2 separate regions of the Homo sapiens genome follow, and region 2 is linked to region 1. Evidence: read pairs that join two places in POLR2A ChIA-PET (ENCODE). Cell type or tissue: OCI-LY7. All regions are shown on one strand. Each heading gives the region's core, and the rest is flanking DNA. Links, peaks and the distances in the headings are about the cores only. Region 1 has its middle 44 kb from the start of NSG1. Region 2 overlaps STX18 (syntaxin 18).

What was found. Peaks named below come from ENCODE experiments on the same cell type or tissue, not always from the same donor. Only the 100,000 strongest peaks of a DNase experiment are listed, where the experiment ranks them.
Region 2: POLR2A ChIA-PET joins it to region 1 with 11 read pairs; 2 of 35 experiments call an interaction of 5 or more read pairs at or near these places.

Annotation. Positions count from the first base shown.
Region 1 is chr4:4,340,761-4,346,211 of GRCh38, forward strand. No RefSeq gene overlaps it. Among named protein-coding and RNA genes, the nearest start is that of NSG1, 44 kb to the right of the region's middle. In OCI-LY7, for the core only: a CTCF peak has its summit at 1,545; DNase peaks (open chromatin) are centred at 1,661, 2,351, 4,351, 4,941 and 2 weaker places; H3K4me3 peaks cover 2,209 bases; H3K27ac peaks cover 3,876 bases.
Region 2 is chr4:4,453,364-4,458,667 of GRCh38, forward strand. STX18 (syntaxin 18) reads right to left here. Exons shown (of 11, transcript NM_016930.4): 4 at 4,060-4,137; 5 at 3,828-3,894. Among named protein-coding and RNA genes, the nearest start is that of STX18-IT1, 26 kb to the right of the region's middle. In OCI-LY7, for the core only: no CTCF peak of the experiment used is centred there; a DNase peak (open chromatin) is centred at 2,268; H3K4me3 peaks cover 1,346 bases; H3K27ac peaks cover 2,216 bases.

The DNA of each region.
Region 1 (5,451 bases), core at 185-5,184:
GCAGTGAGCTGAGATCACGCCACTGCACATTCCAGCCTGGATGACAGAGTGAAACTCAGTCTCAAAAACAACAACAAAAAAAAGACTGGTTACGGTCAGGCTGGTGAGAATCCATGGCCATGTGGCTGCTGCCAAGTAGGCCAGATTTCCCAGGCTCAGCTGGCACGTCATGCATGCCCAGGGAGAATCCTCTCGTAAAGGAAGGAATTGCTGCTCTCCTATGGGGTGTGTGTAGTGGCGGGGGTGGGTGGTTGGTGTTATTATCAGCTTTCTCTTTTTCTTTCTTTCTTTCTTTTTTTTTTTTTTTGATACAGAGTCTCACTCTGTCACACAGGCTGGCGGTGGCACAATCTCGGCTCACTGCAACCTCAGCCTCCCGGGTTCACGCCACTCTTCTGCCTCAGCCTCCTGAGTAGCTGGGACTACAGGCGCCCATCACCACACCCAGCTAATTTTTGTATTTTTAGTAGAGACGGGGTTTCACCATGTTGGCCAGGCTGGTCTCGAACTCCTGACCTCAGGTGATCCACCCGCCTCAGCCTCCCAAAGTGCTGGGATTATAGGCATGGGCCATCGGGCCTGGCCTCAGCTTTTTCTTAAAGTGAGGCCTGCTCAAGCCCCCCAGGAGGGAGGATGAGAGCAAAGTCAGTTTATTGAACAATGGCCACAGTGAAGGGTCATGGAAGCAAGTTCTTTCTCATCTTTGTCCCTTTCAACCCATCTCAGGATGAAATCCTGCAGATCCCTTAGCCCTTCCAGCCATGCTCCGGAGAGACAGTGTGAAATGTGCCATTATCTGGGGATTCAAAGTCAGGTCCAGTTGGCTCTCAAGCCTGAGAGCTCTCGTCTGATTTAAAACTTCTCCCCTGCCCCAGGTCTTGGGCATGGAGGAGTGGGCTGGACTTTTCCTCTCTCCTGCTCACCCTGTGCAGGCCTCTCTCCTGCACTAGGCTCTTCTTGGCTCCCCCAGTGTGTTTGTGATTTAGAAGGGTGCTATGGTTTGAATATTTGTCCCCTCCAAAACTCATGTTTAAACTTAATCCTGTCCAAGTGCGGTGGTTCACACCTGTAATCCCAACACTTTGGGAAGCTGAGGCAAGAGGATGGCTTGAGCAGGAGTTTGAGGCCAGCCTGGGCAATATAGCAAGACCCCATCTCTAAAAAAATAAAAATAAAAAATAAAGAAAGGAAACATAATCCCTAATGTGGCGGTATTGAGAGGTGGGACTTTAAGAAGAGGGGTCATGAGGCTTCTGCCCTCATGAATGAATTACTGCATTCATGAGTTAATGGATGAATGGGTTGTCATGAGACTGGTGGTTTCACAAGAGGAAGAGAGACCTGAGCTAGCACGCTCAGCCCCCTCACCATGGGATGCCCTGTGCCACCTTGAGGCTCTGCAGAGTCCCCACCAGCAAGAAGGCCATCACCAGATGCAGTCCCTTGACTGTGGAATTCTCAGCCTCCAGAACTGTAAGAAATTAATTCTTTTCTTTATAAATTTCCCAGTTTCTGGCATTCTGTTATAAGGATCAGAATATGGATGAAGACAGGGGGTGCTGTAAAGAAAGCAAAACAGTCTTCCATAGCTGGCAGCGCTGAAGTTCACTACTAGCTGTGCAATGGCCCTGGTAGGCAGACACCTGGCCCTCCATCCTTCAGTGGTTTCCTTGCAGCCCGCTGCATCCCCACTGCCCGAGTCACCGGAGGCTCCCTTTTGCAGCTCCTTCGGCAGGCAATAGCTGCGGATAACACCCTTCAGGACCTGGCTTCCAGCAGGCACCATGAAGGATGCCTTCTGTGAGGTCCTGTGTTGTCATCTGGACATGGCTCTGGAGCTTTCTGGGACCTGATCCCTGGAATCCGTGAAGGGAACCTTGTATGGCAAGAGGGACTTTGTAGATGTGAAGGAGTAAGAGTCTTGAAATAGGGAGTTTATCCTGGATTATCCGGGTGGGTCCTAAATACAATCACAAAGGTCCTTATAAACAGGAGGCAGAGGAAGATTTGACACAAAGAAGAGGGCAGTGTGATGATGGAAACAGAGAGATAGATGAAGATGCCAGAGCTACGGACCCAGCCGTGTCACCAGGACACTGATCTCACAGAGTTTATGTTCTACTAGAGGAGACAAGGAGGCAAACAATGAATACGGTAATTTCAGAGAACAGACTATGCTACAAAGGTAATAAACAGGGAGGCAGGAGGGTACCTCTTGTAGATGAGGATTATTTACCTCGGGGAGGGCTGTGGTGGGGCTTAGGAGCTTGAACGCGATGACAGATGCCATGGTGTGTAGTTCAGAGCCTGGTGTGTGTTAGGTACTCACATGCCTATTAGCTAAATTTGGGCAGGAAATGCAGGCCGAGAGATGAAGCACAGGCTTTGGCTGTGCAGATACTGTTGCCCCAAGGGGCTAGGACACTCTTAGAGGAATCCTGAGAGGTTTCCATCCTTTTCTAGGGTTCTGTTGCCATTTGATCATTCATTCATTCATTCTTTACTCACTCGCTAATTCATTCATTCAGCACATCTCTGGGGAACTACTCTTCCTCCCTCTGTGTGCTGGACATTTTGCCACCGGATCTCTTTATCCCTCTCCCAGGCCACATGCCCTCCCAATTGGCCAGACGACCGTGATCAACAAAATGCCTGCTGTGTGTGAGGCCAGCTGTACTGTATAATCCAGACAAAACCGGCAGTTTTTGCTTTTTTTTTTTTTTTTTTTTTTTTTTTTGAGACAGAGTCTCACTCTGTCACCCCAGGCTGGAGTGCAGTGGCGTGATCTGGGCTCACTGCAACCTTTGCCTTCCAAGTTCCAGCAATTCGTGTGCCTCAGCCTCCCAAGTAGCTGGGATTACAGGTGTGCACCACTATGCCCAGCTAATTTGTCATACTTTTTGTAGAAACGGGGTTTCACCAGGCTGGCTTGAACGAGGCCTGGCACGAGGCCAGGCTGGTCTCGAACTCCTGGCCTCAAGTGATGCACCTGCCTCAGCCTCCCAAAGTGCTGAGATTACAGGCATGAGCCACCGCACCAGGCCCTACTTTTGCTCTGGATTGGTTCACCGTCCTTCATCCTTTCTTGAATTTCCCCTCCAGGACTTTCGCCCTCATCAGTGGCTCCTAGCTTCCTAGCTGTACTGTACTTTTTTTTTCTTTTTCTTTTTTTTTGAGACAGAGTCCCGCTCTGTCATCCAGGCTGCAGTGCAGTGGCACAATCTCAGCTCACTGCAACCTCTGCTTCCTGGGTTCAAGTGATTCTCCTGTCTCAGCCTCCCTAGTAGCTGGGATTACAGGCACGTGCCACCATGCCCAGCTAAATTTTTTTGTATTTTTAGTAGAGATGAGGTTTCACCTTGTTGGCCAGGCTAGTTTCGAATTCCTGACCTCAGGCAATCCGCCTGCCTCGGCCTCCCAAAGTGTTGGGATTACAGGCATAAGCCACCACACCTGGCTTTTTGTGTGTGTGTTTTTTTTGTTTGTTTTTGAAACAGGGTCTCACTCTGTTGCCCAGGCTAGAGTGCAGTGGTGCAATCGCGGCTCACTGCAGCCTTGATCTCCAAGGATCAAGCGTTCTCATCTGGTCTCTTTAACCCTTCCCTAGGCCACATGCCCACCCAATTGGCCAGGCTACCATGATCAACAAAACTCCTGGCCAGGCTATCCAGCCTCCTCCTGCTGGTTCATTGCTAGGTGTTTCCCAGGCGTCCAGGTAAGAAGAATCACCTCGGGAGCTTGTTGAGCACGCAGCTTCCCAGGCTCTGTCCCTAGTGAATCCACATTACCTCGTCCTAGGTGGAGGTCTGAGACTTTGTGATCAAAGCACTTTCCTGGGTGCATCTGAGAGCGGTGAGAGGTTGGAAACGCCGAATCCTGTGCATACAGCTCACCTGGGGGTCTCATTACGGGCACACTCTGATTCATCTGCTCTAAGGCGGGCCAAGATTCTGCGCTTCCATCCAGGATCCAGGCAGTGCCCATGCCGTGGTTCATGGACCCCGCTTTGAAGGGCAAAGTGTTACAGGTCTATAGTCCTTCAACATATAGTAGTTTCAATGTGCTTAACCGCTTTCTTTTTTTGTCTGTTTTTGGTTTTTTTGAGATGGAGTCTCCCTTTGTCGCCCAGGCTGGAGTGAAGTGGCACGATCTCAGCTCACTGCAACCTCAGCCTCCGGGGTTCAAGCAATTCTCCTGCCCCAGTCTCCTGAGCAGCTGGGGTTACAGGTGCGTGCCACCAAGCCCAGCTAATTTTAGTAGAGACGGGATTTCACCGTGTTGATCAGGCTGGTCTCTAACTCCTGATCTCGTGATCCGCCTGCCTTGGCCTCCCAAAGCAGGTGTGAGCCGCCGCGCCTGGCCGCTTGCTTAACCACTTTTAAATGAGATCCGGTGCGTTCAGTGTGGTATGGCCATAGACTGCTTAACCACTTTCAGATGAGATCTTCCTATGAGCTGGGGAACAGGTGAAGGACTTTGAATGCAATGTCTCATTTGATCTCTTAATAGCGCCCTTTTACAAATGAGGAAACTGAGGCTTTGAGAGGTTTGTGATTTGCTGAGTCATATAGCTGAGGTGGGCAGAGTTGGCCTTGAACCCAGGCTGTTATGAGGCTGGGGCCCAGGCAATGGAGAAGAAAAGGAATGACAATATCTGGGCATCTACTGTGTGTGAGGCCGGTGTTGCAGGCATTCATCATCTCCTCCCATTTTTTTTTCTTCTTCTTTTTTATTATACTTTTTTATTATACTGGGGTACATGTGCAGAACGTGCAGGTTTGTTACATAGGTATACATGTGCCATGGTGGTTTGCCGCACCCATCAACTCATCTTCTACATTAGGTATTTCTCCTAATGCTCTCCTTCCCCTAAACCCCCACCCCCAACAGGCCCCGGTGTGTGATGTTCCCCTCCCTGTGTCCACATGTTCTCGTTGTTCACCTCCCACTTATGAGTGAGAACATGCGGTGTTTGTTTTTCTGTTCCTGTGTTAGTTTGCTGCATCATCTCCTTCAACTCTTATAGCAGCCTCACGGGGCACTTATTAGTATCCTCAACTTACAGAAAGGGAAACTGAGGCACAGAGAGGCTACATAGCTGATCCAAAGCCAGTCAGCTCCGGGTGGCAGAGCTGGGGTTGAGTCCAGTCTCCCTGATGCCCACATGTACCCAGCTCTGCTGCATCTCAGCCACCTGGCCAACACCGTCCTGCCTGCCCTGACAGCCATAAGCCCTGTGTCAGTGTCCTGGGGCTTCCAGAACAAATGACCCCAAGCTGGGTGGCCTTCAGCAGCAGACATGTATTCTCTCCCAGTGCTGGAGGCCAGAAGTCCAAAGTCAAGGTGTTGGCAGGGCCGTCCTCTCTCTGATGACTTTAAGGCAGGACCCTTCCTCTTCTCTTCCCACTTCTGGTGGTCCTGGCCCACCTTGGCTTGTAGCTGCATCGCTCC
Region 2 (5,304 bases), core at 285-5,284, 110 kb after region 1:
ATCAGTCAGTAGCCATCAACACTGAGGCAAGGCCCTCTACCAACAAAAAGATTACAACTCACCTAAGGCTCAGACAAACATTAGCACTTTCAGCAATAAAGTATGTTCTGATTAAGGTATGCACATGATTTTTTTTAGACATAATGTTATTGCACACTTTATAGTATAAACATAGCTTTTATATGCACTGGGAAACCAAAATGTCTTTGTGACTTGCTTTATTGTGATATTCACTTTGTTGCTGTCTGGAACCACACCTGTGATATCTCCGAGGTACGCCTGTCCTTCTTTTATGCCTCCAGCAAAGGCTCTGGGTAGAAAGAAGATATTTTTGATATATAATATCATAGTACTATAATTTTAAAACTAGCTTTCAGACAAATGTGTCCACTCAGGCACAGGTACCGTGGACCCCCAAAGCAGGAGATGCTTCACACTACCTCAATGAAGCCACCTTCACCACTACTCACTCACTGAACAGATATTTACTGGGCATACACTACATACTAGGTGACTTTCTAACCCAGTGCTACTCCAAGTGTGGTCCATGGAACAGAACCAGACCATGGACTGTTTGTTACTGGTCTGCTACAAGATAAGTACAAAAATGAAGAGTAAGCATCTAGAAACATAGCATAAATGACACTGCCATTTAATCAGTGGTCTCATTTCGCTGGACAGAGTATAGACAAGCTCAGGAGTTGTCACACTACTGTGGTGAGTTACTGTGGCTGTTGTCCAGGCACATGCCATGCTGTCTAGCCTTTGTAAGACATGGAAGCAAGGGAGTGATAAAATCACATGTACGTTTTAGGCAGATGCCTTCTGCCTAAAGATGAGGAAAGGACAAGAAGGAGGGTGCTGAACTACATTGTGAAGGGTCACATCATTATTTCCCTCAAGGTCTTTTGTGCAAAGTAATTGGCACAGGGCAGCTAACTATGTGGCAGGAGACAAGGCTATACTTCGCTGTCTAAATGAGAACAATTCCCATCTGACTGATATTAATTTGTATTTTAGTCAAGGCCTCTGCTGAGAAACAAGAACTAAGGTAGCAGCAAAAATCTCTTCTTACTTTACTTGGGTACCTGTGAAGTCCACTTGGGATAGTGAAGGAGAAATCCGCATTCCTCTCCCTGGTGAGTGTGAGACCCAGTGACCACCACACCATCTTGATGACAAATCACGCATCATCAGAGGCCTACCTCCTTCTCCGTAATGTCTTGGAGCTAACTGGTCTCATCGTGTCCCAGATCTTCAGTTCAAACTCTTCCCCAAGTCTGGACTGCTTTCTATCTCTCTAATTCACACACCCAGATATTTTTCTTTTGACAGCCAACACAAACCCCATTGCTTGAGAAATCTGCTCCAATTACCCTGAGATTCAAATCTTGATTCAGCTGTGATGCTGGACAGCTAACCCAAATTTGCTGAGCCCCAATATCCTAATTTAGAAAATGAAATACTAATATTTAAAGATATGGTGGCTTTTTGAGGATTAATGAAATAAAATAATATACTGCCTGGCACATGGTAAATGCTTAGTGGTAGATAATAGTACAAATTAACATTTATTAACTCACTGTAAGTGTTTTATCTGTATCTTCATTTTGTTCTCACAACAGCACTACAAGTTAGGTACTATGAGTTTTCCCATTTTATAGGTAAGGAAACAAAAGCCCAGAAAAGTTAAGCAACCTGCTCAAAGTCACACAGTTTGAAAGTGGCAGAGCCAGGATTCAAACACAGGCTGTCTGGTTGCAGAGTCTGGCTCTTAGGCATTATACTATGCCACTTGATCGTACCATTTCCCCCTCTGAGCTTACTACCGATTTCACTAATTATGACATATCCTGATTAAGCTGACTAATTTTTCATGTTTAATAGCAACCCAGCCTGCTTCTAAGCTCTCTAAGCACAAAGACTTAATCTATGGCTTCTCTCAAGCTACCCTCTCAGTGCATTATATAATAGTAGCTGTTGCTGACAGATAACTTGACTGATCTGCTTACTATCTTCCACAAATGCTTCTATTTGTTGGCATTAACAATTTCACATCTGTTTCACAAATGTGCAGAAAAGGGTTCATGTAGTAGGCCTGAGGCTGCTATCCTTAGAAAGGCCTGCTTGCAAGGTTAACCCTTGCCTGGCATCTGAGAAGTTGGACTTTGGCAGAGTTCATGCCATCCTAATTGATAAAAACAGCTCGCCGTGCCTGAACTGTTTTGCAAAACATGCGGTTTGAATGCAGTTCAGTGCTGAGCACCTGCTTTCCTCCTGGGAGTCTAGAGTTTCGGTAGATGCCAGGTGTGAGGTGCCTATGTGACCAGCCCCTAACAGAATCCTTGGGCAATGAGTTACTAATGAGCTTCCCTGGTAGACAACACTTCACGTGTTGTCATAGGTCACATGCTGTGTGACTCCACTGGGAGAGTACTCTTAGAAGCTCATGCCTGGTTTCCTCTGGACTTTTGTCCCACATGCCTTTTCCTTTGCTGTTTTGCTTCGTATCCTTTCAGTGTGACAAATCATAGCCAGGAGCAGGACTGTATGTTGAGTCCCATGAGACCTCTTAGTGAATCCTAGAACCAGAGAGTAGTGCTGGGGACCCCTGACACAGTAAGAATTTAAAAAATGTGGGCCAGACATGGTGGCTCACGCCTGTAGTCCAGCACTTTGGGAGGCAGGGGGATTGCCTGAGCCCAGGAGTTTGACAGCAGCCTGGGCAACATAGTGACATCCCACCCTTATAAAATAAAATTAAAAAATAGGCAGACATGGTAGCACATGCCTGTAATCCCAGCTACTCGGAAGGCTAAAGTGGGAGGATTGTTTGAGCCCAGGAGGTCGTGCCACTGCACTCCATCCTGGGAGACAGGGTGAGACCCTGTCTCAAAAACAAAAAAAACAAAAAAAAACAAAAAAGAAAATGTGTCCCCAAACAGTTATGTGATGTTATCTTCTGAAAGAACATCCTAAAACCTTTCTAAAGCTAGTCTAGAAATGGTCCAGGTTTGGATACTTGCTCACTGATGTATTCCATCTCCAAGACTGGCTGAGTTGCAGCGGGAACGACTGTGAGGACACAGCTCTTGCATTCCAGATGCTCATGTGAGCCCAGAGGGGAAACCAGGCAGGCGCCATGGAAAATACAGGAGCCTGGCCCTCCTGCTTCCTGTGGCCTTGGATGAGTCATTTACCCTGCTGGAGCGTCAGCGTCCTTACCTGCTGACAGGGCTCCTAATAGTGCCTGCATGGGACAGGTAGTGGGGTTGGAGGGAGGTGTGCACTCAGAGCATGTGGCATCGAGCAAGTCTGTCACAGGTGACCTGAGGACAGCCTTGTGGTGGCCTGCTTGTTGTGCCCTCGCTCTTCTCTCAGGAATACACTTTCAGGGACGACAAGAAGGGGTATGGGGGTCAAAGAGATTGAGGTAAAATGGCTCAAGATGTGCCAGCCTCATCGGGTTAAGAGACAAAATGGGCAAGAGCACAGATTTTGGACCAACAGCCTAGGCTCAAACCCCAGCTATGCTACCTGTGGGACTGTGGGATCTAGGGTGAGTGGCCAAGCCTCCTGAGCCTCAACTTCCTCATTTGTAAAATGAGGGAGGAAACAGTACCTGCCTCATGGGGGTTTGTTGTGGGCCAATAAAGTGGCTGGCATGCTGCCTGGCACACAGTGAGTGCCCGGTAGCGCCAGCTATGGCATTTTGCGAAGAAGTTCAAACACGGTACATTGCATAGGGTAAGTGCTCTACAAACTTTAACTGCTATTATTAGTAGTACTATTATTAATTAAGAAACACCAATGAAAGCAATACTTACAATCTTTTCTTATCCACCACTCTTTTAACTCGGATGGCTCTCTGTTCTGAGTAAAGTTTACATACTCCTGTTGCAGAAGAAAATACCAGAAGAGAGACTGCTTAAAACAGCTTCTCAGGCAAAGCCATCATTAAATATAATGAGATACTACAGTCTTCAGCTAGCAAAGCTAAATTCTGCATCACATCTATTGTGAAATGTTACATTTGACCTTTAAAAGAAAATGAAATACTTTTCAAGTAATCTTCAATGAAATCCAAAACAGCGGTCCTGTGCTCCTTCACTTGCTGGGAATGTATCTCCTTGTGAGCTGTAACAGAAAAAGACAATGTTCAGGCCTTCGCACTCAATTATCCTAAAGAGCAATTCATCAGCTTCCTCACAACACTTTCTTTATTGAGAGTATTTTTTAAAACACAGCTATAAAACAAGTCTTGTGCCAAGTGACACTACATTTTTAAAACAGTAAGATGTATCAGGCTTCGCAAGAGTGAAAGATTAAACCTGTAGAAAATCTATAGTCAAATAATTTATGGTTTATCAGAACACTTAAGGATAGTATTTGACGCAGCCACTTCTTGAGTGCTGACCCCATCTGTGTTAACAGCATCCAATGCTCAAGCTGACCTTCAGCGAACATGTTTAAACAACTGAAATCACACACTCCTCCCTGCTTGAACCTGTGCTGCTTTTCAGCCTGTAGTGCCCCATCCTCTCCCCTTGGCCACTCACATTCTAAGGGTCCCTTAGACAATGAGTCAAACTTTCTGTCTCCAGGAAACCTATGACTCCTAGCCACAAAGATGCCTTTCTCCTGGGAACTACCACACAGAAGTGTGCTAAAAGGCCTTACCAGACCTAAAGTCTGTGCCACTGGTTTTGGTAAGATAGTGACCACTGACTGAGAGACTGAGTGCCTACTGCGTGCAGGTACTCTGCTAGCACTTTACATATGTACTGCTAGTAATTACAATAGCAATTCCGAGTTTCCTGATTTTTACACGTGAAGAAACTAAGGTTCAGAGGCAATAAATAGCCCAAGGTTAGATGGTTTCATATGTAAATGTAGGTTTTGTTAAATATTCCTGTGCATTTTTTAGGTCTCTCAATGAATGTATATGCCCTTAAGGGTAGAGGGCATGATTTCTGCCTTACTATAGGGCTGCTTAACCCAAGATTTGTGTGGGGGACTCAGGAGCTCTGTGAAATTGCATATAGAATTTTGTGTATGTACATTTTTCTGGCAAGAATGCCTATTGCTTCCATCAGAGTCTCCAAGTGGTCCGTCAGCATTCTAATAAAAACCTCCCCAACAAAAGTCTGTGTTGTGAGCACAACAGCATCTGGCAGCTTTGAACTCTACTTACTATTTAATGTACTCTGTAAATGCCTAAGCAAATTAAAAAAGAATCAAGAAAGAGGCGTGACTTGGGAAGCCATCTCATTGTCTCAGTGAGAATTAAACATCAACGAAAGT